2 separate regions of the Homo sapiens genome follow, and region 1 is linked to region 2. The links are chromatin loops, found by intact Hi-C in ENCODE. Cell type or tissue: ascending aorta. All regions are shown on one strand. Each heading gives the region's core, and the rest is flanking DNA. Links, peaks and the distances in the headings are about the cores only.

Region 1 (13,385 bases), core at 3,230-11,229, 620 kb after region 2:
AATTTGTGTAAGGTTTTGCTTCAAACAGCTGGCATCAGAAGTGGGATTTGAAGTACAGCTTTCAGTGACCGCCAGGAGCACCAAGGGGACCCAGTAAGGTACCGTTAGGCCCTTTGTGTCCACTGCTCTCTTGCAGCCATTAGGAATCATGGTAAGTTCTCAGATTCTAAAGCTCTGCGCATTTGTGTTTTGAGCTATCCAAGTTTTTTTGAACACATTTTCTATCTGAACTGAATTCAGAAGTCGCAACAAAAACTGGACTGGGTCCAGGATCCAACTGCCTTGGATCTAGCTAAAGACCTCTTATGCCTGACTGGGTCGGGCAGAAGCACAGTAAATGGCAAAACAGCAGGGGGTGGGGGTGCAAATTTTGGCTTTTGGAAATTCACAGGGTTTTTTGTGTCCTGCCCTCTTCAATTCTTCTTCTTGCACATTTAAGTAGAGAAAAATCACTGGTTAAGTTTACCAAGGAAATATGAGAGCCAAAGCCAAGATTCAAGGTGAAAATGGGATCCTTAATTTCTGAAGAACTGAGCAATCTACCTTCTGGCTCTGCCTACATTTACAAGTGTAAGTATTAGGCCCCAGAAGCAGCACTTTTTAAACATTTTATAGAAGGATAAAATGCCATTTGCTTATAGAAATGGCAAAACCTTACTAAAAGTAATTTAAAATTATAATGGAACGTCCCAAATGAACACTTAAAACTACACTTTAAGAAGTGCATTTGATGATGGCCATAAGCTGTTAAAAACCAAACCAAAAAAAAAAGTGCATTTGAAAATGAGGGCTCCCAAATTAGACTCATCTAAGAATGCCTATTGAGTGAAGCTTCTAAAAATATTTCAATATTTTTATTGCCTTAAAAAAAAGATGTTTTAAAAGGCAAATAAAAAGCTTAACTAACTGATAAGACAAATTAAATCTACTAGCCTTTTGGCTTAGTTACTATACTGCCCTGAAGGCTAAAAGAAAGCTAGCCTGGATTAAATGTTTATAAAATATAGGCCCTTAGGTAAAGCTGACTTGCCTCTTTTTCAGATCTATCCATACTGTGCCCAGGCATGGACATGGACACTAAGATACTTCTGTTTAATTTCTGAGTAAACTGCAAACAATAAAAAAGAACGCTGTCTTTCCCCTACTGTCTTAGTGGGCTCCACCCTGAACTCAGTAATTTTAGCTAAGAAACAGTAGTTAAATTTTTAAAAACGATCTATGGAACTAAAGTATACCTTTCTGGCATTCAACTGGCTATACTGAAGGCTATCCTGAAACCCTTTTGGTAAAATCAATTTATATCTATAAAGGAAATTTACATTTGTAAAGGTGTCTGTGTACATTAGGAACTCTTATCACTATTTTAAATTTATATAGTAAGTCATACCTTTGTTTAAGGTGACTGGCCATCTTGTCTTAACTTTTACTCACACCATTTTTTCCTTGGTTTGAGCAAATGATGGTACAATATTTACGTCTAAAGTCTTAGCTGTGTGCTTTTGAGATATACATTTTCTACCTTGTTTGACCTAAGAATTGGCCCTTTAGAAATGCATATTTAGGGCTGCCTAGCTAACAATTGCTTAGGGCAATGAAACAGGTTAATTGGTAAACTGATAGTCTGAATGGTGAATAGAAAAACTATTTAAAAGCCAGCAAATGAGAATCCTTTAGGAAAGCTCTAAGATCTGCTTCTGTCTGTGTCTGTATTCCTATAGGTGTTATGTGTATGTGATAACATTTGGTAAATAAAGCCAGTTTTTATATTGTTAGTAAATAGGAATGGCTTCAGAGGTGTCTGTTGAATATAATTCAACACTTGCTTGATTTGACTGTGAGCTTGTTTTGGGTTTTGAACCTCTAGATTCTCAAGTCTGGCTAGGTGAGACCTGGGTACATGTTCTCAGTGCCTAGACCTGTAGCTACAAAGCAGAATCAAGCCCACTAGAGCTTCTTCTTCCCTGTCTTAGCTTTGCCTCCTGGCTATTCTAGGAGGGGTTCCATCCTCCAAGCATCATCTTTACAGCTCTGTCTTCTGTTCAAAGCTCTGTAAGTGGTACGTAAATTCAGGACTCAGACAGGCTCTGCCCTTCATAGCCCTCCTGGTTGACATATGACTACTTGAGACTCAAGATGACTGAGAAAACATTCGGGAGGGTACATCTGTGTCCTAATTTCAAATTTTTTTTCAGTAATTTAAAATCTTATAGTCATATGTTTAAGTAAATAATCATAAAACTTTTAAGTCATTTATAAGTTAAAATGCTAAAACATTAATTATAAGTTTAAGTTTATATACTTTGGCATCTTATTTTTATATAGTATAGAAAAACTAAATATATTTAGATATCTTAATAAATAATAATTTAAGGAAACATCCTTCCAAAAAATTAAAATGGCTTCCATCTATAAATACTGATACAAAACAGTTCAAAATTACTTCCTAGGGTTTTCACTGGAAATTAGGATTACTAAGAGTTAAAACTGTAGTTAATATATGTAATTAAAACTACTAGATGTAAGAAAAACAATTCCCTATAAGGAGTGTAAAAACAAGCAAGATATACTTTTGGTAAGACAAGTTGCAAAGGCATGTATTTAAAAAAATTCAGCTTCAGGAGGCCAAGGAGGCCAAGGCGGGTAGATCACAAGGTCAGGAGTTTGAGACCAGCCTGGCCAATACAGTGAAACCCCGTCTCTACTAAAAGTACAAAAATTAGCCAGGCGTAGTGGTGTGCGCTTGTAGTCCCAGCTACTCGGGAGGCTGAGGCAGAAGAATTGCTTAAACCCTGGAGGCAGAGGTTGCAGTGAGCCAAGATTGCTCCACTGTACTCCAGCCTGGGTGACAGAGAAAGACTCCGTCTAAAAAAAAAATTTTGGTCTAGTTTGAAGTTACTTAACGGTTGTTTCAAATTGAAGGAATAAAAAAGTGTAGATTAAAATACAGAACGTTCAAAAGAAAGAATTTTAAAAGTTTATAAGGGAATATAAAAGATTTATGGAAATCTTACGTGGTAAAAAACTGACAGATTGGATGGATTTGTTTACAAGGTTTTATTAAAATTCGCTTTAGTCCTAACAATACAAAAGTAAAATCTGGTTTTCTCTCTTGAACAAAGATTTCATGTAGTATTAATAAGACAGTTAAATATTTTTGTTTACTTTTGGGTAAATTTCAAACAATAAAAAGAGGAGACAAGGGGAAACAGATTTTGTCTCACGCTGTCTCAGGACTTTTAATTGTTTAGAAAACTGAGTTTCGAAGAGTAAAGGTTTTTGCTTTTTAAAACCTGTTAATTCTCATATTGGCTATATAAATGACTATATATAAATATATATATAGTCATATATATATTCACAATATATATAGTCATATATATTCATAATATATATATTCATAATATATATATTCATAATATATTCATAATATATATATTCATAATATATTCATAATATATATATTCATATATATATTCATAATATATATTCATATATATTCATAATATATATATTCATAATATATATATTCATATATATTCATAATATATATATTCATATATATTCATAATATATATATTCATATATATATTCATAATATATATTCATATATATATTCATAATATATATTCATATATATATTCATAATATATATATTCATATATATATTCATAATATATATATTCATATATATATTCATAATATATATTCATAATATATATATTCATAATATATATTCATAATATATATATTCATAATATATATTCATAATATATATATTCATATATATATTCATATATATAAATGTGATCCTATTTTGGTCAAGTATTTTAAATCTTCGACACACTTGACAAGCTTCCCAAAATCAAATTTCAACTTCAAAATTAAGTCTTTTTTTTTTACCTCTAACTTTGGCATGCTACAAAGGGCCCCTGCGGTATTCAAAAGAGAAAAAAATGATTATTTGATCTGTTAAATTACATAGGAAGCACTGTCAAATAAGAAATGATATTTAACCTTTGTGTTATATTTTTATTAAGATTTATTCCAAAATTATATGAGATTCTAAAATTCTTTATGTCGGGGTATATGCTATCAGTCTTAATTATGGTTACTGTGTTATTGCAGGCCACAGAAATAACCAAATTTCCTTGTCAATCATGTCTTTAACTATAACCATTTTAAGTTGTTTCCACAGTTAACTGCTTAATTCTGATGCAGTTTCTCTGAAAACTAGACAAGCAAGCAAAATCCTACAGTACTGTGTCTTCAAGGAGGTTCATGAAAGGATGAAAAGGACCCTGACAAACTCTCTTAAATATAGACTTCTGACAACTTTAGGACTTGGACTGGATAACAATTCCTAGAACTCTAATGGAGAGACTGACTGGTTTATAAAACTGCCAACCCAAGCAGGATAAAAATTGATTGAATACCAAGAAAATACTTTGCCAGATTTTCACACTAAAGCAGCCAGTACTGAAATTGTTTAGATTTCAATCAATTCCACAATCCAAGTCAAATTACCTATAATAACCCTTCAGTTATCAGTGGTAGGCACCTAACCTGGTATTTAAGAGGACACAAATCCAATGTTAAGCATGGACTCATGGAGAACCTGGACAGCCACCTGGCCCTTCCTAAATCCTTAAAGCTTCCATTATTAAAAGTTCTGCATTCCAGCCAGGCAAGGTGGCTCATCACTCCTATAATCCCAGCACTTTGGGAGACCGAGGCGGGTGGATCACGAGGTCAGGAGTTCAAGACCAGCCTGGCCAACATGGCGAAACACCGACTCTACTAAAAATACAAAAATTAGCCAGGTGTGGTGGCGGGCACCTGTAATCCCAGCTACTTGGGAGGCTGAGGCAGGAGAATCGCTTGAACCCTGGAGGCAGAGGTTGCAGTGAGCCGAGATTGTGCCACTGCACTCCAGGCTGCACAACAAGAGCAAGACTCTGTCTAAAACAAACAAAAAAAAAAAGTCTGCATTCCATGGCTCATCATGGAAAAGATAAAATATTCCAAATTTTACATGTATATATAAAATTTATATATATTGCTAAATTGCTAAAATAATTTATGACCAATGTTTGCTTTGTCGAAACCATAATCCTGGGAAGACAATCAAAACTTCACGTACATTTCTGCTACCTGATGGGCCATTTAAGTATTTATAGAAGGATTACATTCAATTGTCATTTTGAATGCATGTTTTCTGGTTGTATAGAAGGTATCCCATGCAAGAGGGTTAACTCTATTACAGTACCTAAAAGGTTATTATAAAATGTGTTTCTCTCATGGGACATTCCTAGAGAAATCTCCAGTGACACAGGTACTTATTTCACTGGATAAGTTGTAAAATAGTTAAATAAGATACTACAGATACAATAGCATTAGGCAAAACTAACTGAATTGACTGGATTGCCTTGGTCAAAGATATTGCAGATTGATGGTAATCAGATCCCCTTGGAGTGGAAAACGTAAGTTGACCCCTTACGAAATAATCACTGGAAGGCCTGTATACCTAATAATAAATAGAATCTCATGTATCTTCCACTACCAAACTCTGATATGACTAAATGCCGCAAGGCTTTTATGCATTATGCCAAAGTGTATTTTCACCAAGTAAAGAAAATTTTGATGGTCCAATGACTAAGAACAATCAAACCCTTCACAATCTAGAATCTGGAGACTGGGTCTCTGAGAACAACATCAGAGAAAGACTGCCTTTTCCACCTACACTAAAGCTTCTGGACTTTGAACTTAGGTTCATTATCTCACATTTCAGAAGGGACCCTCCACACTCTTGGAAGTGGACACCCATGAGAGACCTTAAGACAAAGTTAACCAGGAAAGTTTCTCCCCAGAAGCAAGCAGCATTTTAGTGTGGACAGTTTTTTCCCAAGATCATGAATCAAGACTTCTCTGTAATTATGACTCTTATCTCTCAATTTGTTCCTTGCTTATGATTCTGTGAACAACAGAAGTGAAAAAGGGGTCTCCTGTGTGCACTCCATAAAAATAAGTCTAAGATGGAATAAAAAGGGTAATAAACACTAAAAACCAAAACGTAATCTCAAAAATCAGCAAATATGTTCTCCTGAAATAAAATGTAAAATAATTAAAAATAAAATGTACTTAAAAAGTCCCACCAGTGATCCAACCCTAGTCAGTTATATTACTGACTGACTCTGGCAAGTAATATGTAAACAATTCAGAATGAAGTTTTTGCCTGCCATCTAGTGTTGGGAAAAACTACATAAAGGTATTCTTAAGACTTTTTTTTTCCCGATCTGAGCTACTTAACTAAAATTTAAAAATCATTTTGTGCTTTCCATTAATCATCACATTAGCATCTGTGTCAAACCAGTATATATATATTTTTTTTTTGGCAAATTCAAGCAGGAGGGCAAAAATAAGAGTGCCAACAAGGAGTCTACAAAGTTTTAAGTATTGATTCTACTCACATCCACAGTCATGTTCTGATATTCTGATGGCATAGGAGTCTGTGCTACTTCATCATCCAGCTGTCTCCAATACCTGGTCATATCTAAAGCAGAGTGCATACATAATGGACATCTGTAGCCTCTGAAAGAGATAGAAAGGTTATTTTCCAAATATTAAACAAGAATATATTAATTCAGGTATACAAGAAGATGCAGGCTAACTGCCACATGAACCATTCAAAACAGGCATTTTCCTCCATTTCAAGATAATCTCTTAGGAACCTGGGAACTTTCACACTATAAAACTTTTAAATTAATTCCTGTATACTTATTTAAAACTAAGTCTTTTTCCTCAGTACTCTAAAATGGAGAGGAATTAGTCCATATTCTTTGTAGAATACACTTCATATATTTTTATAAACTAATTAAGCTACTCCTTATCTAAACAACCTTAATTTCTTAATACACTCATGTAAAGAGACTGTATTTGTTTAAAATTATTCAGATATTATTTCCTTTCTAAAAATTTGAAAAAAAGAATGCTCTCTCTAGCTCTTCACATTTTTGCTCATCAATATGTAGGACCAAAATACAGTCTTCTCTTTTCAATTATTTTCATCTAATTTTAATATCTTTTCCATTAATAAAGTCTTAGCTTTAATGATCACTTCACCTACTTTCTTTTAGTTTACTATACTTGGCCAATATAACAACCTAACAAATTTTTGGCAATATTTTTCAGCATTTTTACAACACTATAACTGCATCTGGCAAAAACTGCACTTCCTGGTATATATGGCCAGAAAAAAAAGAGGTAACTACCTCAAATTGTGGGAGGAGACAAGATTTAAGAGAAACATATGGCAAAAGTGTAGTTCTATATCCAAGACACTTTGTCCTGTTTTAACAATATTCATCTACCCTACCCATTTCAATATAAATATTGCCATGCCCAATATAGTATAAGTAACAATGTTTGTCCACCTCCCCACACCACACACACAAAAAAGTCAAACATCTTACAATTATTTTTAAAATCCCAAACACTCACTCTTTCAACATTTCTTCATAACACGTTCTGAAAGAAAATATAAGATTATTTTAGTAAAACAAAAACTGTCTCCACTATTTTCAAACATCATTGAGAAAAAGATGTTACTTTACCTATGTAAAAGATGTCCACATGGCAAGACATGAGCAACAACACGGGATGTGTGAATGTCCTGTAAATGAAATAAATGTTAGTGCTTGTATGAAGACAATATAAACATCCAAGTATTTTAAATTCAAGAGCTGAGACTTCCAAAGTAAAAAATATTTTAAGCCTACCTCCAAACATATTGGACAATTCTGTCGGGACACATTTTCAATACACTGTTTAAAAGAGAAATTCACATTAACAAAAGCTTAACTAGATTAAAATGTCAGGTATAAAAATATTAATAATAAAAATTAACAAAACCAACTTACTAAAAATAATAGCTAACATTAATATATGCTTTTTATATGTAAGAAGAGTTTTTTAATAGTTATTTAAATCTCACACTATTTCAGGCTTGGCATATTATCTGATACAATGAAAATGTCAATAAACATTATTGAGATTACCTTCATTTCACAAATAAGGAAAGTGACTTAGGAATTCAAGACACTTACCCAAGATCCAAAGATAATAAGATTTGGAACCTTTGCATATTATGTATGTTTTACTCCAAAGCCAGTGACCTAAATTAGTAAGCTCAACTTACTAATAATATTGGTAATAATAGTTCATATTATTGAAATTTACTACATGCCATGTTCAGCACAGTACCTGTATAAGATCAATTAAATCTCACAATCCTAGATGAAATAGGCTATGATTGTTATACCATTTTACAGTTAAAGCAGTGGAGGCCTAGAGAAGCTAAGGAACTTCCAAAGTCACACATTAATAAGAGGCAGAATTAAACTGGAGCTCCAGCAGGCTAACTTCAGAGCCAGAGTTCTTAATTTGACAAGATGTAATGTCTGATTAAATCCAAGGAGGTAAGGGAAAGCACTGTGCCATGGAAGACTCCCAGGTTTTTAACGGAAGCACTTAATAGATGGCAGGACCACTTAGTAATATAGACAATAAAAGATAACTGAAAAACAACATAACAAAAAAAACCATAACAAAAAAATAGATGTAAGTTTTTGAAAGATGACAGTATAGTGGGGAGAAAAACCCTCAAAATAATAAGCTTAATAGTAAGTTTAAAAATCTAGACTGTAATCCTAGCTCTGCTATTTACCAGCCCTTGAGATTTTGGACTAGCCACCACTTTAGTCTTAACGTTTCTTATTTATAAAATAAAATTAATACATATTTCATTTGATTCTAAAGTGCACCTCACACATACATTTTAACATCCCCACAATTACAACATATCTGATCATCAGTGGCATCTCTGAGTTGATGGAATGTAAATGCTGAGGTGAGGATGCAATGAATTAGTGTGTGCACACACACTACACATGCTTTGGAAACCAGAACATCATAGAAATGTAATCTATAAGATACTATTGACTCCTGGCTATCTCCATTAGCATAGCTTGCCATCACCCCAAACTCAAGTTTAAAAACCAAACTCAATCTTTTATCTTCAAAAAATTTACAATCTACTAATCAAGTACCTTAAGCTGGGGCTGAAAATCTTCAGAGTCATCTTTACTCTGCCTCATTCTTTTTCCTTAATACCATTACCACATCATATATGTTCATTATTCATCTCAATTTTCCTCACCACTTTACTATTTAGGCCAAGTTCTAGCTAATATTATATTTCTGCAATAACTTCTTATTCTTATATTCTATCGAACCTACTATACTGCTAAGTAAATGATTTCAAACAGTCTCTTTCCAATTAATGTCTATCTGTCTCTCTCTCTCTCAACAGCTACAATGTTGCTACTTATACTGTTCTGCCTTATCTGGAATTTCCTATACTTGAACAAGTACGATTTACACTTCACTTTACACCAATCCTCCATTCTCTTAATTAAATTCTTACAGTAGATAGAATCAGTACTATAATGTAATACTTTATTAGATTTTTTTTTAAATAATGAAAAAGGGCCTGGGATTGTGACATAATTCCTACATCCAGATTTAAAATATGTATGTCTTAATTATAAAAAGAAATAGTAAAATATTTTCTGAATTTTCTTAGAATGTTGTGCTAATTAGGTTACACCATTCAGTATTTCTCCTGTTTTAAAGTTATTCTTAAAAGCAGTACCAATGGTAAGAATCCATAAACTAACTTGGAAGTTGCCAACATTATGCTAGTAAGTGATATAAGCATTCTTACACTACAGAGAAGAAAAGGAACTGTAGGTCAGATATTCTGAGGTACATATTTTAAAATATCTACTTGTTAATACTGCTTTTCAAAAAAGCAATATAGTTGCACTTGGAAATACATGAAAATTAGCATGCTTCCAAAACATATTAGAAGTTAAGCTTATTGCAAAAACACTGTAATATTTTTAAAATTATACAAACTAAATTATATACCTTGTGTCTTCCTTGAAGATTCATAGCTAGGCATAAGTTACATTTCAAACAATGGAAAAAATCTTCCTTTGGACCAATCCTAGCAAAACACATGAAAGCCAAAAGATTAGATTATTTTTTACTACAGTCATGATTTGTTCATTATGTAAAACACAAGTTTAGTCTCTGTAAAAAAAATTTCCAGCCACAATGGAGAATATGGGATAAATCCCTATCTCCCCAACATCCCTCTCCAAATGTAAGCACTATACACAGAGTGGTATCTACCCTTCTAGGGCTTTTTTTTCTTTTTCTATAAAATTGCAAAAAGAGAGAAACACAGACACACACACACATTTCGGGTTTGATTTCTTACATTAATGGATTCTTTCTACAGATGCCATTCTGCAACTTTTTTTCACTTGATATATTCTGAGGATTTTATGTCTGTCTACACAGAACCACTTCATTCTTCTTAATAGCTACATTAATGGCATGGATGTATACTAATTTTTTTAAATATTCCCTCAGAAAGATCATAATTTATGATCTTTAGTTGCTACAATGATACAGTAAACATCCTTGTCCAGACATCACTTAGTTCACATGTTGATTATTTTTTACGAGATTCCTAGAAGTGAAACTACTGAGTCAGAAGATGTTGCAACATTAATTGTGATACTGCCAAACTGACCTCCAAATAGACAGTACCAATTTATACTTCCACCAACACTGCATGAGAGTAACCATGTTCCCCACACTTTGGGTAACATGGTTACTTGTATTATAGACAAACAAAAGATGTCATTTTAATTTGCATTTCACAAATAATGAGACAGGGACTGTACATTAATGAACTACTTGGATTTCTCTGTGGATTGTCTGTTCATATGTTCTGTCCATTTTTCTACTGAAGTATTTGTTTTTAACCAATTTACTGGTAAAAAATATATCATGAATATTAGTTATTTATATAATGAATATCAATGTTTTCATTCGCATGTATTATATTTATATATCACCAATATCAATTTTTTATTTGCATATTTTATATTTACTTTTCTGGTCTGTGATTTCTCTTAACTTTGTCATATAGCCATTTTTAATTACTATGTGGTAAAAAGTCATCAATATTTTCCTGTATAGCTTATGCTTTCTGCCTCTTGTTTAGGAAACTTTTGTAACCTATAGATCATAAACAGACTCTCCTATGTATACTTCTAGTACTTACAGCTTTTCATTTTTATATTTTTCTTTAATCCATTTGAAATTTGCTATATATGGCAAAGGTTAGATTGCTACTTGTCCCTAAATTTCTATTCTCCACTTCTTCTACAATGATAGGGTATTTAGCTAGGCACTGAGCTATTCAGAACTGTCCTGAATAAAGACTATTTTCCAACATACCTGGACGTTGGGAACAGAAGAGATACATGAAAATTCTGCATTGTACCCTCAAGAGGAAAAATATGCCTTCCCTTCACCTAACTAGCCTTTCTACAGACCAGAATATGAGGCATTTTAGACTACAGAGACAAGAAAATATCTTATGGGTGACAAGGCAAAAAACAAGAAGAGCCTGAGTTCCTGTTTAGCTACACAACTCAGATTTATTTCCATGAGAAATGAACTTCTGCCTTTCTTGAACCACCATTACTTTGGGTTTCTGTCACAAGATGCTAAATCCATACTCTAATGAATACAGTTTGAAGAGTCAATTTTTGGTTTCCGAATGGATAATCAATTATCTTAATACTACCCTTTCCTGATTTGAAATGTCACTTTTGCCATAAATTCATATGTATAAATATTTGTCTGTGTATATACACACACACATATTTATCTATTCGTCTATTCCTGCACAAACAGCAAACTATTTGAATTACTATAGCTTTATCATGTTTTGATATGTGGAACGGCAATCCACTCTTCGTTGTCCTTCCTTCAAAATTTACTCAGCTATTGTGAATTTTCTCTTACAAATGAACTTTAGAATAGGCTGTCAAACTCCATAAGTAAAATTCTGCAGGGACGTTTCCACTACTGCCAAAGATAGAATAACGGAGATCAGACCTACCCTCCCATCTGAAAAAATAATGACAAAAGACAGAATATATGAAACAGCAGTTTCACTGAACATCAGGCAACAACACAGAGTGATCTGTGAGAGATAAGAAACAAAGTAAGTGAGCCCTAAAATTGCTCATTTATTGCCTAGAGAGTTTTGAGGCCAGGACAGGTTAGAAGAACTAAGGGTGAGCTAGGAAGACATCATGATTGAAATGATGAGCTGAGACAGTCTAGAGAAACCAAGACAGATTCATAGGACAGAGCATCAGATAGGAGAGAGCTGCACAGAGAAACCTCTGAAATATTTAGTAGGATACCCATCAGCACATGGATGTAAGAAAACTACCCAAAGCCAGGGAAACAACCTTCTAAAGAATGAGAACAGTACTACTCACACATGGCTAGGAACAGTGCCTGATCCCATCAAACAGACTGGGGAAACTCATAATTCGCAGGCTCCGGGTGGAGTATTCAGAAGGATATTGCCTCAACAGTGGAGAATAGCCCTGGGATAAGCCCTTCTGTAGATCTACCTAACAAATTAGAAAAGTAAATCCCAGAAAGTCTAAACTGTTTCCAAGTAACTTAACTGCATCCCAAAATAAAGCTCAAGAAGATTTATAGGAATACAAAAATACCCAGCACTAAACATGATAAAAAGAAAAATCACATCTGATATCCAACCCACAATAACCAGGCAACAAAGAGGCAGAAAAACACAACCTAAAATGAGAAGAATAATCAATCAATCAACCCAGAACAGACACAGATGTTAGAATTAATACAGGGCATTAAAAGTTATTATAACTGTATACCATTACATTAAAAAAGTATTAAATATGAAAAATATGTTTAAAGACCCAGATCAAACTTCTAGACATAAAAACTACAATGTCTGAGATTTAAAAATACACTGATGAAACTAATGGCAAGTTTGATATTGCTAACAAAAAGGTTAGTCAACTTGAAGGCACAGTAACAGAAACTATCCGAAATGAAATAGGAAGAAAAGGGAATTTTTTTAAAACGACAGAGCATGAGTAAGCTGTGAGACAACTTCAAGCAACCTAACATACATGTGTTCAGTTGAGCCTAACGCTGCCTCCTACATATTTTAAGATCGTCCTAAAAGGCTTTGCTGTACATAGTTAACTGTAACCTAACTGGATGTGTTTACCTACAGTAACCTACTCTAGTACCAATCAATCACCAAGTTTCATCCAATCACAGGCAGTCCTCGGTTCAAACTGTGTTTAAATAAGGCAAATGCTGAGCTGTAACCAATCCAGCTGTTTCCATACCTTACTCATTTTCTGTCACTTTCCTTTGTCTGTCCATAAATCCTCTCT
Region 2 (13,385 bases), core at 2,896-10,895:
AGGAGCAGTGGCTCACGCCTGTAATCCCAGCACTTTGGGTGGCCAAGGTGGACAGATCATGAGGTCAGGAGTTCAAGACGAGCCTGGCCAATATGATGAAAGCCTGTCTTTACTAAAAAATACAAAAATTAGCCAAGCGTGGTGGTGCATGCCTGTAGTCCCAGCTACTCAGGAGGCTGAGGCACAAGAATCGCCTGAGCTGGGAGGCGCCTGAACTGGGGAGGCAGATGTTGCAGTGAGCCGAGATGGCACCACTGCACTCCAGCCTGGGTGACAGAGTGAGACTCCATCTCAAAAAATAAAAAATAAAATAAAATAAAATAAATTATGAAAAACCTATCATTAGAAGAAAGCAAGTAGATTGATGCTCTATTGCTGAATATAAGTGAATGTGGTTTTGAAACTTGAAGTCTTTGGAGTTTGGACAGTTGGAAAGAAACTCAAGATAAAGGAGAAAGCTATTGAGAGATATGAAACAAAGATGAGACATACTAGAAAAGGAGATATTTGGTTTTGCTGAAAAAAAATTAATGTGCTTTTCTTTTAACCAGTGCTTTTCAGTCAGTTGGGGGATAGAAGATGGCAATGAAGAGCTTGAAGAAGTTTCTTGGCTTATTCTCCTATATCACCCTCTATTCTTATACCCATATTCCCAACACCAATTGAAAACAACATCTCTTAATCTTCTGCTGTAATGTGGCAATTCATCGTATGTCATTGTGTAACATCTCATTAATTTTTGTAGCTGTAATTTAGGTTTTTTGCTATGAATTAGATTGTTGCATATTTATGCCTTATTTTTCCTAACTAGATTATAAACTAGAGAACAGAGATTTTTAAATTAATTTCCTATATTTCCCCGCAGTACTTACTCCTATGTCTTACATAATTCAGATTTTCAATAATATGATTTTATTTTATACCCAAACCATGGACCTCCACTGAGGCTGAAAAGGCTGGAAACAAGATAAATCAAAGAAAGTAAGACACACATGAATGGCTATTTTTCCATATCTCAAATTTTGAATGCTCACCCTTGACCTAAACAATGGAGTGAAAAATATAAAACCCAAACGTGAACAGAAGTAGTATATATAAACCACTTAGCAAAAACAGAAAGCTAATTAATAGGCAGATGCATCTTTTCAATGATCATTCTGAATCCAGATGACCTATCTATTCAGTGGTTTCAAAGGTAACTGAATAAACAATCCCTAAGAAATGGGGAAGAAACTTTAACTAAGAGAACATCTTAATTAGACTAACTGCAAGCAAAAAGAGGAAATATCAGCTCAGCACACAAAACTGAGAAACATAAGTACAGATAAGTACAGATTGATAACAATGAAATGACACTTCAAAAAGATAATATAAACAATATTAGCCTTTATCCTCTTTTTTAAATCACATGAAAGCACTCAGCACAGTGAGAAACGTGTTGGGCAATGTTTAGGGGTATGCACAGAAAGAAAAATCTATATGGCTGCACCACACTAGTAGCTGTAAGTCTCTCTGGAGAAAAGGCTAGAATTGGTGAAGGAGGACTGTCTCAAGATTTAGTCAGACAAGTAGACCACTAGAGAAAGAATAAAGTATATATAGAAAATTTCTACATATATATACATACACAAACACATATATGAATTTTATTTTTACAAGAATATTACCTGGCAGTTGCGAATGAAAGATGGCTGAAAGATGGGGAACAGCAAAAACATTCTGGAATCTACAGATACAGCCAGAAGCAGAAACATAAAGGAGAGCAAATTCTGGGAAATGTAATCTAGCCTAATCGCATTACAAATGTGACACATTACAAAGCCTCCACAGGGGCTTTAATTTATATTATTAAATAAATTTTTGGAGGGAAAAGTTATTTTAAAAACTCAAAATGACTTTTTTAGAGTTTTTAAAAATAAATCAAATCTAAACCATTATACTATGTCATATAAACAAAAAATCAATTATTTTTAAGGCTATTATGACACTGGTAACATTCACGCTAATGATTTATGTAAACAATCAAAAGCAAAATATATACAAGCTGGATGCTTTGAGAATATCTGAAGAATCGAGTGAGTTTTCTCAGCCGAGGGATGGTGTAATAGTGGCATGCCCTTTACAATGTCCAGTATTCTTACATAGTCAAGGATGAGGTTCTATGCGTCTTGCACAGATGCAAAAGTTCTGAAGTGTAACATTAAACATAACATCTTTTTCCCCTTAATTAACCAGAGAGAATTCTCAACATTCAGCAAACTGCTCATCGCATTTTTGCTAGATTCCTTTTCTACTAATTCTATTCTTTTAAGTCATAAACTTCTTAAAGTAAATGAAAGTAAAAAAATAGCAATTGTCAAAAAGGGAGAGACCCTATGTTTCCTCCAGCCATTTTCTATAAAATATCAGCTTTTTGTGGAACTTGAAATAAAATATTGGCATATCTGAAAACCTTACTTAATTGTGACCTTGATAATATGGTGTTTCATGCAACCCAAATAAATGTTCAGACTGCATTAAGGTGGGGCAGTAGGAAAAACAACTCCAATAATGAGATGTTACTGTAGCTCTAGGAATCATAAGTCTCTTGTACATTTGTATAGCACTGACATACCAGCCTGAAGAACTTTGAAAATGAGGTTTTCCAAGCCGTGGATCAGCACACATTGGCTTTTGCCAAGTTGTAAAGTGTTGATCTAATTCTTTACATTTAAGCCTGTCCACCTTATGGCTGACAGCCAATGAAATCAGGCCACGGGCCTTCCATTCATGGAGCTTTAGCCCTGTAACAGGCAGTGAAGTGCTAAGCATTTTATATACATTATTTAACTTCACCTTCACAGCTAACCAGTGAGGTAATTATTATCTCTGTTTTGCTAAAGAAAAGAAGAGTTGAGTAACTTTTCCAAGTTATGTCTGATTCCAAGCACATGTGTGACTATTACATTATCCTAGATTCATCTGGTTCTGTTCATGATGACAGCCCAGAATCTTCCTTGCCTTAGTAATAGCAGCCAATATTTATGGAGCACCAACCTGTAACAGATGCTGGGCTAAATGATTTATGCCATTTTAATCATTTAATCTTCACAGTCTGCCTATGAGATGGAGACTACTATTACCAGCAAAAGGAAAGTGCGTCTCAACAAGGTTTCTATAGTGAGAAATGGAAGAAGAATTTGAATCCTATAATGAGAAGAGGAGGAAGGGTTTGAATTATCAGATTGGTTCGAATCTCAATACTGCCAACTGCTACATCTTTATTTCAATTAAAATAAAACACCCCCAGCTCATGCATTTACCTACGAGCTTCAATCTACTTTGTTTCTAGGCTTGCTCTCATTACGATAAATTGCCACTTTCAGCTCTCTCCAATTTTTGAGACTGCTCTGACCTTTGATGTTATCAAATTTGGTTTCTCTTGCTTGACTCTTTATGTACTCTAAGAACTTTGGCTGACATTCAACCTCCAAACTGAAAAGCCCTCCTGATGACCATGTGCAAGATATTCCACTTAAGCATCCAATGACTCCAACCCCGGATCTGGTTCTTGCCCCCTCATGAGAAGGATTAGGACTTGAGCCAGGCCAAACCTTCCTCAGTGCCCTTAGCATCCCAGACCCCCACCAGGAAATGTCAAAGACAATATATGTCAAGTCAAAGCATCAATACTTTTATATTTTTGTTATTTTTTAAATGAAAATACTATTTTATGTCATATATATATATATATACACTGCTTGGTATTAGAAGTGCTGTTGTCATGTCAGAGCATTTGTCGGATCTAGTCTTATGCCTATCCTGTATTTTGTTTCCAGTACAACATTCTATGGAAACCTTATTTTGCACAGGTATATTATAGCAAAGATAACATAAAACAAAAGTTTCTCAATATTTAGGTGGTTCTACATTTTGCCATTGATAAGGTTTATTTCATATTGAAAAGCACAATTCTCACCTTTTAAGACAGCAAAGGCTACAATTGTTCACTTTCTAAAGATTTGATTTATTTACATAAACTATGAGGCTTACACCTCATAAGGAATACATTTGTATAATATGAGTGTTTAACTCATTACATTGTGATAATATCACAAATTTGTTGCAAGTTTACCACTCCAGACAACATAGACAAGGAATCTTAATTGGATTGCCTACATTAACCTAAAGAGGTATTTCTAAGTCCTCACTCTGCATCAGTGCATAAATCAAACCTCAGGGGTTTCTACATGTAGCTTCCTAAAACTTTTGGCACACTTTGTTTTAAGCAGATAATCTAAAAATAACAAGAACAGCCAAGAAAATGTATGTAATTTGTTTTTAACATATACATTGTAAATACATTTTAGAAAAAACATTTTTGGAACTTCTCTCTTCCTAAAAGAGCAATTCACTATATCTTAAGGAGCACTAAAACTCCTTTTCTTCTTATTAAATTGATACAGAGTCTCTGTCTCTCAGGCTAGAGTGCAATGGCACGATCATAGCTTACTGTAACCTTGAACTCCTGGGCTCAAGTGATCCTCCCACCTCAGCCTCTCAAGTAGCTGGGACTACAGGCGTGTGCCACCATGCCTGAAAGAGCACTAGAATTCTTAAGTACTATGAACAATCTGGGAAATTATATGTTAAACTATTATTCCTTGACAGTAATATGTGTACATTCAAACTTCTGGGAGAATGCCTTAACTCAATGGCTTGAAAGATTCCTGCCCAGAATGCTAGCAACAAAAGTGGATCAGGGAACTTCTAGTCAGCTTTGGGTATTAATCCCACTAAAACAGTTTCCATTCTTGGGGCTTGGTTATCAGGAGTCTGAAGTGCAGTCGTGGGTGTAGTTATGGCCAACTAGTAGAATGGAAGGATTTGGAGCTTGAGTCAAACAGTCCTGTGTTTGAATCCCTGTCATCTTTTAAAAGTTGTTCCCTCTTTGTTCCTCATCATCTGTAACATAGACATAATAATAACACACATGTGCATTTTAAATAAATAACATGAGTATCTATTACACACCAAGCTCTGTCCTAGATTATAATAATATAGCTGTGAAAAAGACAGACCAGGTCCTTCTGGGAGTTTACAGCCTAGCAAGGAGAAGACAGATAATTAGGAAACAAGGAAACTAAAAAGATAATCATAGTTTGTGCCTAGTACTCTGAAGATAATAAAGCCAGCTAATGCATTAAAGCTGTGCTATCAGATATAGTAGCCATTAGCTACATGTGGCTATTTAAGTTGAAATTGATTAAAATTAAATAAAACTAAAAATTCAGTTTCTCAGTTGCAGTAGTCACATTTTAAGACCTCAATGGCCATATGTAGCTAGAAGTAAAATTTTTCTGTCATCACAGAAAGTTCTATTGGATAGCACTGTTAACTAGATAAGGAGAGTTTGGGGCAAGGGAATACTTTAAATGATATTTATGTATATAAATAGCTGGTTCAATGCAGAAAACAATCTGTAGTGGGATCCAATATATTGGAACTATTATTATGTTAACATATCTTATGAGTCTATATACTTTTGCCCACTTTATTCATCAATTTATAAAGCCTTGGAATAAATCCATTTAAATGTAGCTAATTTGTTATTTCCAATTTATGTACTACTAATATCTAAAGTTCTAGGTTAATAACTTAAGCTCAAGACACTTACGAAAAGTATTTTTTTCTGCATAGGCTTCTTGATTCAAATAAAAAAGGAAATTATTTTCTTAAAATTTTGATGAATGATAAGCCTCAGAAAGTAGCCAAGTGCATTAGGCAGAAAGGACAATGGAAGCAATTTCTTAAAGGTTGAAATCATATTTGAAGTCAAAATAGATAAGGCTTAACAAGGTTCTAAATTCAAAAAGCAAATTCTTCTGTCCCTGATTTTCTGTAACTCTGACACTGATAACTCCACCTACCACATCTTAAAGATCTTTATGACAATCACAGAACTGGTATTATAGTCCCCAAAAGCTATGTGTAAAGCAGTATTTGTGCATCGAATCATACTTCCCAGTGCATGTTATTTTGAGAATATGTTTTACTTAGATAAAAGAAAGTAGCACCAATACAGAAAAACAACCTTTGAGGACTTACTGAATTCCTGGAACATGCCCAATGAAACATGCCAAAGAGAAACAACTACTTTAGAACTAAAAGTTTGTAATACTCACTTTAATACAGTGTGCTATGTAAATTTATTTTTTAATATGTTAAGATAATAGTCTGATTAATGTTTGAGTCCATTTATATTTGTAAATTTATTTAAGAAGCACACACGGGTTAATGTATACCAGCCAGATTTCATTTCTTTTCTTTAAAAATGACTAAGCAGAAACATTAACTGTGTTTGACCCAAGAATTTAGTAGAATTAATTCAGTGAAAAATCTCTATGGAGATATGTTTTCAGCTTAAGCTGGAGGATTAGTCGAATCTCTGTTTCCCAATCTAATAGTAATGGTGTTAATGCCTGTAAGTGTGGAAATTATAAACTACTCTATAACAGCCATTAAAGTTTTGTTGACCAAATGGCTAAATGAAAAAAACAGGTTAACCATCTCATTAGGAGAAGTGAAAAGTGTTGATTGAGCCAGCAGGGAACTCCGAAAATGATTTCCTCTTCTTGGAGCTACCACCTGGTGCCCTTAGGGTAGACAGAAGTGACATGTTAACCATGTATATGGAAATTGTGTCCAAATGTATTAAGTGAACAAATGTGAAACAGAAAGCTCTGTAGGAGGAACACCTTCTAGCTGGGTTTGGCTAGCCACACAGCTGCTCCTAGGACCCAAGGGCAGCTGCTCTTAGCTCCATTTAAAGAAACCCGTGAGAGCACCTTCAATCTTCTCTTTGTGGGCTAATTACCCAGTGAAGCAAGCAAAGCAGTCTCTGTGTACCTTTTCATTGTACAAAGAAAAATCTCAAAGCTATGTCTTGAAAAAGCTTTAAGAAATGGACTGTGTCCAATTATAAAATAGAGCTCTGGTTACTGCACATACTGCACAGTGATTTGAATTGCATCATCTTCCACATCCCCACCAACAACTCTTGGGAGCAAAATATAAGCCTTAGAACAAATTAATAACTCTTTAGGGTCATGCAACAAATAACATGCTTTTTATCTTAGCCACAAGACTCATTAGCAAACCTGAAGTGGCAGCTGCATGCTCTGGCTTCCTGGATTATTCCTGATCCCAAGAACACTAAAGCAATTGTTCACGATCCTTTGCACTGATATTCTGTAGAAGTATGTTTTTAATAAAGTTCTAGGATAGATATCTTAAAAGACGTGTTACTTTAAAAAAAAAGTTGATACTGATACTCTACCATGCAGGTAACCATATTTATAAAATATTTATGGTGGCATTTCTTTCTGGTTCCCAAAGTATTATATGTTCATGCCTTTGAAAGGAGGAAATACACAGAAAGCCAAAATGGAGATTGTGAAGTTTTACTTGCTTTTTAACTGTGTTTGTTCACTTCATAATATATTATAAACATTTTCCCATGTCATTAAATGTTCTTCTAAAGCGTGAGTGAATAGTGGTACAGAACACTCCAATTTTAACAATTCCTATTTTTGAACATTTGTGGTAGTTCCAATTTTGCTATTATAAATAACACTTTGAGAAACATGCTCATACATAAATCTGTCTGCTTATGTTTCTTTGAGATTATAAAAGTGGAAGCACTGGGTCAAAATATTTTAAATATTTTTAAAGATTTTGATAAGGGTGGTTAAGTTCAAACAGCCACTCTGATTTATGAATAAGAGAAAAGGAAAAATAAATAATCATGCCATGGAGTATTTACTGGAAGGAGCTGAACACAAAATGGCCAAGCCTTCGCTTTCATAGAGTTCTTCATTGCAAGGGCAGTGATTGATCCTTCTTGACCACCAGATGGCAGTAGAGAACACAGCAAACTGAACAAGACCTAGAGGAGAAGAGGAATCCACTCTTATTTAGCCTTATATACTTAGCCATTGGTTTTTCCTTGGGCAACTAGGAAGATTGGGCCTATCATATAAACAAAAAATAAATAAATATTATCAATCAGATCAGGCACAAAGACATTGGAGGAACACTTGCCTTTCATTGGACCTGGTGTTGAGAGCCACTAATCTGTTTTGCTTTATGTTTTCCTAAAGTTCTCTTCACACATTGGTCTCACTGCTGATCTTTTTCTGAAGTAGGTTTTGGTTTCTCTGGAAGCAGCCAAACATTTTATGTGAACCCCTGTACTTGCTCACCAGCTCACAATGAGGCAAAGTCTGGGTAAAATGAAATACTTTCACTAATGTCTTTGGGTTTTCCTATTTACTAGCTAAACAGGAAGTCACCAAGCAAAGAAGAGTGGCTGCTGTGAGATACCCCTCCACATTGACCTTAGACAGTCATTATTATTTATTCTGACTTTAGCGGAAAGAATACTTCCTTGCCTCCTTTTCCTGTCTCTGAGGAAAGGATATTCCAGACTCTAATGCATTTGGAGTTTCCAAAGATATGGTAGAGCTGTTCTCAAGATGCCTGAGACATGCAGAAAGCTTCATGATAGCTAGCACAGTGATGCCACAGCTGCACCAGCCAAATGCAATTGGAGTTTCTATTCAGTTTACTAGTGCAGCTACCTGAGCAAAGTACAGATAAAAAGGAAGTAACAACACAAGGGTGCCTCGTACTCCTGTTACCATTATGAAATTGAACTGAGACTTTAGTCTAGAATTTGCAGAGGCCAATTAGAAGGATTTGTTAAAAATATTAGTGCTCTTATCATAAAAACATCTATATGAACAACAAAAATATAAACAAAGAATAAGTAGTCTACTATTTGAGAGTAAGGATACTAACATCTGTTGAGTAATAATCCCTTCTTAAAACACCTAATAAGGGAGTATTAAAAAAAATGGAGATCAGGAAAAAGTCCTGAACCTACAATCAAAAATTAAATTGTACAGTATATGAGGTTCATTAAGCCACGTTCTTTACATGACTTCAAGTTTCCCTTTAAACAATTGGGCAATTCAGCTGGCAGAATAGAAAAAGTGAATGTTCTTTCGGCCTACACTCGTAGAAATACAGTGAGTGTAGTTACAGGAAACTTCTACCTCGCAATCAGAACACATTTGGAATATTTTGCTCAATTCAGAGGAGCAATGACAAACTGGACTCCATCTAGAACAAAGCAGTAGAGTATCAAAATCATGTCCTTTCTACAAGGAATGAAGGTTCCCCTGAAGAGAAGACTTAGGTAACAATATGATAGTTCTCTTTGAATACTGAATGACTCTTTCATAAAAAAAATGGAATTTATCCTTCCCTCTGTAGTTCACAGAACTAGATTCAATGAGTGAAAGTCATAACTTGCCAGGATTTTCATATACCCCCAGGGAGCACCTGTTTCCAATTCCCACAAAGGTACACTGTGGGCTAGTCAAGGCCATGTTCAAAAATTACCATGAGATCCAATCAACAATGGAAGGGTTGCCTGGAATGCAATGAGCTCATGAAAGGTTTTGAGCAGCCTGAGTAATTATTTTGGCATGAATATTCTAAAAGGGGCTCTTAAACTTCGGGGTTTAAGACTTTCATGGAGAAAGATGATCCATGAAAGTTCTTCCAACTCTAAGATTCTGTAATTCCTTAAAAACCAGAAATAAATCAGGAATTGCAAAAATAAGCTAACATATTCAAGGGAAGTTTTTTTTTTCAACTTTTATTTTAGGTTCAGGGGATATATGTGCAGGTTTTTCACCTGGGTATATTGCATGATGCTGAGGTTTGGAGTACAAATGATCCCACCACACAGATACTGAGCATAGTATCCAATAGTTAGCTTTTTAACCCTTGTCCCTCTTCCTACCTCCCCCCTCTAGTAGTCCTTAGTTTCTGTTGTTTGCCATCTTTGTGTCTGTAAGTATCAATGTTTAGTTCCCACCTGTAAGTGAGAACATGTGGTATTTGATTTTCTGTTGCATTAATTCTCTTAGGATAATGGCCTCCAGCTGCATCCATGTTGCTACAAAGAACATGGTTTCATTCTTTTTTATGGCTGCCTAGCATTCCATGGTTTATATGTACCACATTTTCTTTATCCAATCCATGGTCGATGGGCACCTAGGTTGATCTATGTCTTAGTGCTGCAATAAACATGCAAGTAAATGTACCTTTTTGGTAGGAAAATTTGTTTTCTTTTGGATATATACCCAGTGATGTGATTGCTGGGTCAAATGGTAGTTCTGCTTTAGGTTTCTCTGAGAAATTTCCAAACTACTTTCCACAGCAGCTGAACTAATTTACATTCCCATTGACAGTGTATAAGCATTTCCTTTTCTCCACAGCCCCACCAGCGTCTGTTGCTTTTTTACTTTGTAATAATAGCCATTCTGACTGATGTGAGATGATATCTCATTGTGGTTTTATTTGCATTTCTCTAATGATTAGTAATGTGAAACACTTCTTCATATGTTTCTTGGCCACTTGTATGTCAGTAGGGAGAACATTATTATTACATTGGCTTAGGTTAAGATACCAGATTCTTGAATTCCTAATGCAAGACCAAATCTTAAGCCAATAGAGTTTCAGGAGTAAAGATGAGGATAGGGACCTTGTGCAGCTTGAAGAAAACAGTATTGGTTGACTTTCTTAGAGGCAGAAAGGGTCATGCTGAAGTTAAGTAGAATCAAGTTTTTTTGGGTGGTTTTGTTTTGTTTTGAGACAAAGTTTCACTCTTGTTGCCCAGGCTGGAGGGTAATGGCATGATCTTGGCTCACTGCAACTTCCACCTCCCAGGTTCAAGTGACTCTCCTGCCTCAGCCTCCCAAGCAGCTGGCACTACAAGAGCACAGCCGGCTAATTTTTGTATTTTTAGTAGAGATGGGGTTTCATTATGTTGGACAACCTGGTCTCAAACTCCTGACCTCAGGTGATTTGCCCACCTTAGCCTCCCAAAGTGCTGGTATTACAGGCATGAGCCATCACACCCAGCCAGAATCAGGTTTTAAGAGCCAAGAATGAAGAAGGATACCAAGCCATCTCCACAATGTGACATGGGAACACTAGGAAAAGCCATATACATTTTAAAAACTTCTTTACATCACTGTTGATAACTGAATGTCAATAATTGAAGCTTTTAAAAAGAGCTGCACCCTCCCTATTTTGAAACTTTCTTTGTCCATTTTCTTTTCATGATTGTGCACTCACCCAGATCTCTTACAATTGTGCTCTATCTCTTTCCTAGGCTCCTATTTCACTGGTCATTCCCTAAATGCTCGTATCCCACTAAGTTCCATCTTCTGCCTGTGGCTCTTTCTTCTCACAAGCAACCTCTGGGTGAAAAACAAAAAACAAAACAACAACAACAACAAAAAAAAAAAACTGCTCTTAGGTGTTACTAACCTTTGAATGGTGGTAATTTTCCAACTCTAAATCCTCAGGCCAGACTGATATAAACAAGCACCTGTTGGACAGCTCCACTACGGTGTCCCATGGGCCCTGCAAAAGTCAACATGTCCCTAAACAAAGGCAGAATATCCTTCCTCGCACTTCACTATAGCACCTGCTCTTCTTTCTATAGTGACCATTTCCATTAAGGACATCAGAATGAAACTAACCACTCAAGCCAACAATCTAAATATCCTAATTTTCCTCCATCTTTCTCATCTCCCATATTCAAGCACCAAGTTCCACAAATTCTAGTTTCTCTAAATTTTTCAGATTCATTTCATCTGAATTTTTTCTGCTGTGTCCTCACATGGTCTTTTCTCTGTGTGCCCGCATCCTTAGTGTCTGTTTTTGTGTGCAAATTTCCACTTCTTATAAGGACACTTGTCAGAGTGAATTTGAGCCCACCCTAACAGCCTCATTTTAACTTAGCCACCTCTTTAAATATCTTTTCTCCAAATATAGTCACATTCCAAGGTACCGGGGGTTCAGCCTGCAACAAATGAATTTTGGGACAACACAGTTCAGCCCTTAACAACAAACTGCACACTTACTATCTCCTCTGCTCAATAAAGGCTTTGCTAAAGAGGACAGAGAGTAAGGATACTGAGGGCTTGGTCAGAGGAAGAGGTTGTGGTAGGGCAGAGTAGTAGAAGAAACATCAACACAAAAAGAAATGAAAATTACCAGGCCTCAGAAAATACTACCTATCCCACAAGCTCACTGAAAAGAATATTCAAGAATACTTTCTGCTTTCAATTGTCAAAAGGATATGAAGGAGAATATCACAATCTCATGAGCAAATGAAAGAGTAGAACACAAAACAGGCAGGAAAGCAGCTTCTCCAACTAGGCTGGGATTATGGCACATAGGCCAGAATGTTAACAGGGTGGCCTTTAGTTTGATACATGAACAAAACACCATATAAAATATGTAAAGATATGCACTCATGGCCAGTATCAATGTTACCTCAAGTTGGCTTTGATAAAGTATGTCTGTTCAAATGAGTTGAGACTCAAAAAACAATTTTTGCACACTTCCAAAAAGAGAACCTAAATGTAATTTAGCATTTCAAGGGTATTCTCAATGCTTTTAATCTATTGTTATTCTAGACAGAAAACTAACGAAATATGCCAGCCTGCTCAGGCATTAACAAAAAGCGAGACCTTTTTATATATTAATCTTGAGTTATGAACACTACTCAGCTAATGGATAAATGCATGTCATTATTCCCAGTAATAGCAAATGCACATTGTTGCCTGAAAGTCACTCATCTGTGCTCTTATTTTCATCAATGTTTGCTAATATCTAAGCATTGACCACGGTAATAATACCAGCCAACATTTGAATAAATTTTAACAGCTTACAGTGTGCTTTCCAATAAATGTGAGCCTGAGGCTCACCATAGAGGGGTGGGATAGGGAGACTCTCTGGTTAAATGCACAGGTTAGCACATGATAAGAGTTTTAAAATACCCACATAAAATTAAAAATCAGAAACGTCAAATGACTTACCCAAAGTCACACAGCTGATAAATGATGGAGTCAACACCTAAGCTTCATCTTTTAAATTTAAATTCAGTGTTTTTGCACTCCGCTAACCAAGAGTTCACATATACATCCCTACAACTGCACACCAAGCTTTGTAGATGCTGTGAACTCACAGATGCATGAGGTTCAGTCCCTACCTTCAATCCTTCAATTGCATTACAGTCTAAAAGGGAGAGACAGACATATAAATAAGAAAGTGTAATAAAGTGTGGAGAAGCTTTGACATAAGTATATGGAGGAACACAAAAGAGGATAGACATTTTTCTCCAAAGAATGGTGAAGGGGTGAGGAATGTCTCTATAAAAGTAGCACTTCAGATAAGGAGGTAATCATCAAATGATAGCAGAGGATATTTCTGGCCAAGGGGGCTATATTACCAAAGCATATATATATATATATATA

What was found. Hi-C counts contacts between places; a loop is a spot of excess contacts. Peaks named below come from ENCODE experiments on the same cell type or tissue, not always from the same donor. Only the 100,000 strongest peaks of a DNase experiment are listed, where the experiment ranks them.
Region 1: a loop joins it to region 2, with 7 times the contacts of the local background. A loop is called at or near these places in 30 of 110 quality-filtered maps.

The regions. Positions count from the first base shown.
Region 1 is chr4:75,484,114-75,497,498 of GRCh38, forward strand. RCHY1 (ring finger and CHY zinc finger domain containing 1) reads right to left here. Exons shown (of 9, transcript NM_015436.4): 4 at 9,988-10,066; 5 at 7,776-7,820; 6 at 7,611-7,669; 7 at 7,498-7,524; 8 at 6,468-6,588. Among named protein-coding and RNA genes, the nearest start is that of RCHY1, 24 kb to the right of the region's middle. In ascending aorta, for the core only: a CTCF peak has its summit at 6,243 (motif pointing left); no DNase peak of the experiment used is centred there; H3K27ac peaks cover 785 bases.
Region 2 is chr4:74,867,064-74,880,448 of GRCh38, forward strand. LOC105377282 (a long non-coding RNA gene) reads right to left here. Exons shown (of 4, transcript XR_938886.2): 2 at 12,948-13,146; 3 at 7,805-7,927; 4 at 4,687-4,944. Among named protein-coding and RNA genes, the nearest start is that of PARM1, 59 kb to the right of the region's middle. In ascending aorta, for the core only: a CTCF peak has its summit at 7,889 (motif pointing right); a DNase peak (open chromatin) is centred at 7,858; H3K4me3 peaks cover 1,968 bases; H3K27ac peaks cover 2,179 bases.